2 separate regions of the Homo sapiens genome follow, and region 2 is linked to region 1. Evidence: chromatin contacts called from ENCODE Hi-C or POLR2A ChIA-PET data. All regions are on one chromosome and are shown on one strand. Each heading gives the region's core, a stretch centred on a gene start or an enhancer-like site at or near the end of the contact. The rest is flanking DNA. Distances are from core to core; before and after follow the strand shown. Region 1 overlaps MREG (melanoregulin). Region 2 overlaps PECR (peroxisomal trans-2-enoyl-CoA reductase).

Evidence for each region. A loop is a pair of places that touch in the nucleus more often than their neighbours do. ChIA-PET counts read pairs that join two places held with the same protein, here RNA polymerase II (POLR2A). Pooled maps may share reads with other maps.
Region 2: a loop to region 1 is called in a map with no recorded cell type, with 5 times the contacts of the local background. The contact joins two enhancer-like sites. A Hi-C loop is called at or near these places in 5 of 37 single-sample maps with no recorded cell type and 4 of 50 pooled maps. POLR2A ChIA-PET finds 5 or more read pairs at or near these places in 4 of 52 experiments (CD8-positive, alpha-beta T cell, RWPE1 and activated T-cell).

The regions. Positions count from the first base shown.
Region 1 is chr2:215,980,892-215,984,320 of GRCh38, reverse strand. All of the region lies in intron 2 of MREG (melanoregulin), which reads left to right. Among named protein-coding and RNA genes, the nearest start is that of MREG, 31 kb to the left of the region's middle. RefSeq lists a silencer at 1,570-1,639. Within about 2 kb of position 1,625, at least 5 of the 41 ENCODE cell types and tissues checked have a DNase peak (open chromatin) inside an H3K27ac peak, as active enhancers do.
Region 2 is chr2:216,056,480-216,059,743 of GRCh38, reverse strand. It overlaps PECR (peroxisomal trans-2-enoyl-CoA reductase), which reads left to right. Exons shown (of 8, transcript NM_018441.6): 4 at 768-849. Among named protein-coding and RNA genes, the nearest start is that of PECR, 24 kb to the left of the region's middle. RefSeq lists enhancers at 1,497-1,556, 1,617-1,796. Within about 2 kb of position 1,948, at least 9 of the 41 ENCODE cell types and tissues checked have a DNase peak (open chromatin) inside an H3K27ac peak, as active enhancers do.

The DNA.
Region 1 (3,429 bases), core at 376-2,875:
GTGTCCCCACTCAAATCTCACCTTGAATTCCCACATGTTGTGGGATGGACATGGGGGGAGGTAATTCAATCATGGGGGCAAGTCTTTCCCATGCTGTTCTCTTGATAGTGAATAAGTGTCATGAGATCTGATGGTTTTTAAAAAGAGGAGTTTTCCTGCACAAGTTCTCTCTCTTTGCCTGCTGCCATCCATGTAAGATGTGACTTGCTCCTCCTTGCCTTCTGCCATGATTGTGAGGCTTCCCCAGCCACGTGGAACTGTAAGTCCAATTAAACCTCTTTCTTTTGTAAATTTCTCAGTCTGGGGTATGTCTTTATCAGCAGCATGAAAATAGACTAATACACTAACTATCAGATCATTCTCATAAACTCTTTCAAGTACTGTTTTGGTTCAAAAACTGGTGATGTTTATTTGGCATAATGAGTGACAGAAATTCTACGCTTATCCTTTAAGGCTATTAAGTAATTGTATGCTGACAAATGCATATACCTCTCATGACATGTGTCTGCCTGCCTGTCACTCATCAGCAGGAACCACATGGTCACCAGATGCTTGTGTGGCTGGAGTGATCTCTGAAAACCACACTTGGCCAAACCCCCTGGGAGCAGCTAAATTTTATTTTTTTAAAACTACAGAGGCAATACTTCATAAATACATACAATTACTACATGTCAACTAAAAATAAAAGCAAAAAATTAAAACTACAGAGGCAGACACATAAATGATCCTCATTTATAATTTATTTGCCCCCAGTACGTGAAGACTACCTGCTAGGGTATTGCCAGACATTGTAAACACTTCCTTAAAAATGTTTAAGATAGGAACAGACCTTCCCCCAGGGGCTGTCTCCAATGTCTGGGTCATACACTTAGCCTATCATATCCCTAATACAAAAAGGGACAACAAAACAGAGTTGATTGGAATATTGGGTGGGAGAAACAGGGAAAGGGGGGTTGAACTGATCGTGGACCAGCCACATAATGCTTAAGCACTCAGAAACTGAGATACTCCAGTCTGGCTCTGCATTACTGTGTCTCAATATGTCCCCAAGAATTGGACAAAGCCCACTCTTTCGGGGCCATCTGATTTTTCCAGAAGTGGGTGAACATTGGCTACATTTGGAGATAGGACTGCAAGTTTTACCCCAACCACGGAGGAGCAAAATAACTGGAAAAGGGAAGCGATTTTCTAGATAATTTTGGGATCCTCCGAAGGCTTCTTTCTTTGAGGTCCAGATTATCTGGATTCTTGAATGCATTTATTCTTTCTTTTACTTTGCTAGTGACTATTTGGGTTTAGAGGATTTGGGGCAGGGTGGAGGGAGAGAATAAACAAGCTTACTAGGATCTGAGAATCAAGGGTTCTTGCACTCTATTTTCTAGGTAATAATATTTATAGAATATTACCCTGTATGCTAAGCAACATGCTTCATGTTCTCCAGACAAATACTGAATCCTCACGGTAACCCTATGAAAGAGGCATTTTGACTCAGATGATTAGAGACTTTGTCACTGGTACAAAGTGTTGGAGGAAGTGACTGGGAGCATTGGGATCCCAGCTCAGGTCGGTGTGACCCAGAAACCTGCATGACTAGAAACATTACTCCAGGCTCTCCAGTGAGTTTAGAAAGAGCGTCAGTGGAACCTCTTTGGTCAAAGACAAAGTTCCCAAGCAGTTATTGGCTTCCTGCCTCGAGTAGACACTCCGGTCTATGTTTGCTGATCATTACTCACCCTGTGTCAACTGAGTCATGGAGTGACTGGTTTTGGTGTTGGTTTTGTATCCACCTGCTTTTGGCCCTGATGCTATTGCACCATTCGATTACTAAAACCCATGGATTATACCAGAAGATGTTCTGTTCATCGGTCTGTGATGTTTCTATTCTTTGCTCATCCCCGTTCTCCTTTTTAAAAAATATATAAGCATTTCTTTTGATTAGCATTAAGAGAATCAATGTTTCTTTTTTCTTTTCTTTTTTTTTTTTTGACGGAGTTTTGCTGTGACAGAATTTTGCTCCTGTCACCCAGGCTGGAGTGCAATGGCGTGATCTTGGCTCACTGCAACCTCTGCTTCCCAGGTTCAAGTGATTCTCCTGTCTCAGCCTCCCAACTAGCTGGAATTACAGGCATGCACCACCACATCCGGCTAATTTTTGTATTTTCAGTAGAGACAGGGTTTCGCAGTGTTGGTCAGGCTGGTCTTGAACTCCTGACCTCAGGTGATCCACCCACCTCAGCCTCCCAAAGTGTTGGGATTACAGGTGTGAGCCACCGTGCCCGGCCAGTGTTTCTTACTAAGTAGGTAGCACCTCAGTGCTCCATGTAAGTCAGCAGAGTTGACACAATAAATAGTGGCAAACCTGATGTAGGCCAGCGAGCAGCATCATTAGCAATTCTGCAGGATGTGTGGTGGTGAAGAACATGGGCTCTGGAATCAGACAGATTTGAGGATAAGAAGCATACCTCTGCCATATTCTAATGAGATGATACTGAATAGTTATTTAATCTTAGAGTGATTATACTATCTGTTGTCCAGTTTGGGACATAGTCACTTAAGTTCTTAAGTAAGAGGAGAGGGGCTGCTAATATTAAGTATTCCAGGCCAAAAATATAAACTGGGACTGCCCTAGACAAGGATCACCTTTCTTTTTAAATTTAAAATATATATAACAAAAATTTCCTCTTGTAATCATTTTTCAGTTAAGTGGTACAGTTTGGTGGCATTGAGTACGTTCATATTTTTTGGCAACAATCACCATTATGCATCTCCAGAACTTTTTTATCTTCTCAAACTAAAACTCTGTGCCCACTAGACAATAACTCCCCAGCTCCTGGCAACTTTCTACTTTCTTTCTCTATGAATTTGGCTACTTTAGGTACGTACTGTAAGTGGAATCATGCAGTATTTGTCCTTTCATAGCTAGCTTGCTTCACTTAGCGTAATGTTTCCAAAGTTCATTCACACTGCAGCAGCCGTCAGCATTTCCTTCCTTTTTCAAGCGGAATAATATTCCATAGTGTGTATATGCCACATTCGGTTTACTCACTCATCCATTGATGGACACTCGGGTTGCTTCTATGTTTTGGCTCTTGTGAGTAATGCTGTTGCAAACACGGGTGTACAAATATCTGCTTGAGTCCCTGTTTTCAGTTCTTTTGGGCATATACCTAGAAGTGGAATTGTTGGATCATAGAGTAATTTATTTAATGAGTTATTAATTATTTAATTTATTTAAGTTATTTAATTTGTTAAATTTTTTAAGGAACTGCGGTACTGTTTCCCACAGTATCTGTACCATTTTACATTTTCACCAGCAAGGTACAAGAGTTCCAGTTCCTCTACATCTTTGCCAACACTTGTTATTAATATTTCCCTTCTCTTCCGTTCCCTTCCCTTCCCTTCCCTTCCCTGCCCTTCCCTGCCCTGCCC
Region 2 (3,264 bases), core at 699-3,198, 75 kb before region 1:
AAATGCAAATAAAAACTCCAGTGTGATACCACTTCACACCCACTAGATGGCTATTATCAAAAAATCAGACAGCAGTGGCGTGTAGAAACTACATCCCCCATGCATTTCTGAGAACAATGTAAAATGGGGAGGGACACTTTGGAAAACCATTTGGCAGTTTCTTTAAAAGCTAAACAGAGTTAACATATGACCACACAAAGATTTGTATTCATAATTGCTCCAAAGTGGAACTATCCAAATGTTTATCAGCTGATAAGTGGATAAATAAAACATGGCATATCCACATAATGGAATACTACTCGGCAATCAAAAAGGAACTATTAACACATTACAACGTGGATGAACCTCACAAACATGATTCTAAGTGGAAGAAGTTAGACACAAAAGACCACGTATTGTGTGATTCACTTTACATTAGATTTTCGAAAAGGTAAAGGCAAATCTAGAGAAACAGAAAGATGAGTGTTTACCTGGGGATGGGTTAAGCTGCAGATGGGTGTGAAGGAACTTTTTGGGGTGATGGAAAGGTTCTCAAGCTGGATTGTGGTAATGGTTGCATAACTCCGTATATTTATTAAAAGTCATTACATTGCACACTTAAAGTAGATGAATTTTATGATGTATAAATTTTACCTCAGTCAGGCTTTTTATAAGGAAATGTAAATGGACGTGTAAAACATATCAAACAGGCAGTGTGCTGAAACAAGGTATCAGGAGGGCCAGGATACTTTAAAAATTTAATGATTGAGTTTGCCTCTATCCTGCAGTTTACAGCTCCTGGATGAAAGAGCATGGAGGATCTATCGTCAATATCATTGTCCCTACTAAAGCTGGATTTCCATTAGCTGTGTAAGCGTTTTTATATAGTTTTCTTTCTAAGTCTTTGAGTTTTGTCTTCTGATTGGGGGAAGCATGTTAGGGAACATTTCTTAAATCAAGATCATTAATACCTTTAATGAGCTGTGATTCTAACAGTTAACATTTTATTTTATTTGAACTTAAAATTCAAAGTACTTCTAAAACATTTTCATCCAGATGCGGACTGCCAGATTTACCAAGGAAAGGGAAAATAGTATTTGTTTTTTGTCTGATGTTCAGATTAAACTGGATGTCTTGTGTTTTCTTGGGCAACTCTAATCCCGATGTGACTAAACTGGCCATCACTGTCTAGGAATAGCTTATTTGTTAAAGTATAGAAATGAAACTAATCTGTGTTAATTTAGATTTGAATACCATTAATATAGCTACTTGATTTTACACAGGACTGCTAAGTTGTTCCTCCTAACAGATAATCCAGGATTTTTTCTCCAAAAGTTTCTAAGGTTTTGTGCCTCTGATTAGCCACTCTGTACACAGACAGCATGCCTCCTTTATGCAAATTTTAGTACCCTGCTCATTTCCTGGATTATGCAGAACTCCCAAACATGTATAGGATAAAAATAAAATTCAACTTGGCTTAAGTAAAAATCTAGGGCAGTGGTTCTCCAAAAGTGGCTTCCAGACCAGCCACATCCCCATCACTTGGGAGAAGTTGTTAGCACAGCAAATTATCCAGCCCCACACCAGATCTGCTGCAAGAGAAACTCTGGGGGCAGAGCGCAGCCGTCGTGCAAGCCCTGGAGGGGATCCTGGTACCTGCAGAGCCACTGCGGAAAGGGCATGTTAGGTTCAGCCACAATGTTAGCAGGAAGCTGCCTCTCCTTTTGGTTTTGCTTTCTTCATGTCTGCGTACATTCTCAGGCAGGCTGTCTCTAGGTGTGGCAAAAGGCGAGTACTAGCAAGAGTTACAGGTCAACACTCTAGCTGTTCTTAACTCTCCAGTGAGAGAGTGCCTCTCAAGTCATGCCAGCAAAAACAATATTAATGGTGCCAGCAGGTCCCAGAGAGGATACTCATTAACTGACCCTGCCTGGTTATGTGTTCAGTCATTAACCAAAAACTGTAGAAATGAGGTTGCTCTGCTATGCATGGTCAGCCTGAGGAATGAGGAACTGTGGTCATCATCGCTCAGACATGGACTGAGAACAGGCAAGAGGTACTTCCTCAAGTGGAAATCAATGTGATGTTACTAAAAACAGAGTAAAAAATGGTGTGCAGGCCATTGATACCACTCTACCTTCTTTTCCTGCTCATTATTCTTTACTAAATGTATTTACCTATTTTAGCATCTTGGAAGAAATAATTCAGATTGTAGGTTCTTTCTGGCATTTCCCATCCTCACAGGCAACTAGTGTTAATAGTTTTGGGGGCATATCTTTTTCCTACATTTTAACCACAAATTTAGGATGCTATAAACACTATTCTGTATCTTGATGTTCTCAAATGAAGCAAATATCCTGGAGATATTTTCTTAACAGAGTCTAAAGAGATTTCTTCTTATTTTTTTATGGCTAATATGCCACTTTTATAAACCATAAGTAAGGAATGATTTGTGTAACCATTTTCCAGTTGGTGAGCATTTGGGTTGTTTCCAACCTTTTGTTATTACCAAAACCAAACTAAACACCTGCAGTAAGTAACATTTTCTGTACATCAGATAGTGTGTAGCCTAAATTGCAAGAGGTATAATTGCTAAGTCCAAAGCCAAATGCCTTTGTAATTTTAAGAGATATTGCCAAACTGCCCTTTAGAAAAGTTGTAGTTCCTTTATGAGTGAAATGTGTCCTCTTTCATGCATATGTAAGAAGTAATGAGAGTTTCTTTTCTTAAAATACATTTTTGAAATGAAATCACTGGCTTTTCTGATATTCGGTTGGCTAGAAAAAAAACACAGCTTGTCTTTAACATGGAAAAGAAGTGTTTCAGATACTTCTTGCTTTTGTTCTCTTAAGAATCGTTTCCTTTTCCAGTGGCCTTCACACTTTGGACCATGACTCATAGTAAGAAATTTTACATCTTGACCTAGTAAACACATATGTGTATATGTGTCTATAGGCAAAACAAAATTCGTGAAGCAAACATTCTTACTATGTATTGTGCACTCTGATTTTTCTTTCTTTCCTTTTTTTTTTTTTTTTTTTCTGAGATGGAGTTTTGCTCCTGTTGCCCAGGCTGAAGTGCAATGGGGCGATCTTGGCTCACTGCAACCTCTGCCTCCTGGGTTCAAGTGATTCTTATGCCTCAGCCTCCTGAGTAGCTGGGGTTGTAGGCACCCACCACCACGTCCAGTAGTTTTTTGTATTTTTAGTAGAGACGGGGTTTCACCATGTTGGTCAGGCTGGTCTCGAACTCCTGACCTCAGGTGATCCACCTGCCTCAGCCTCC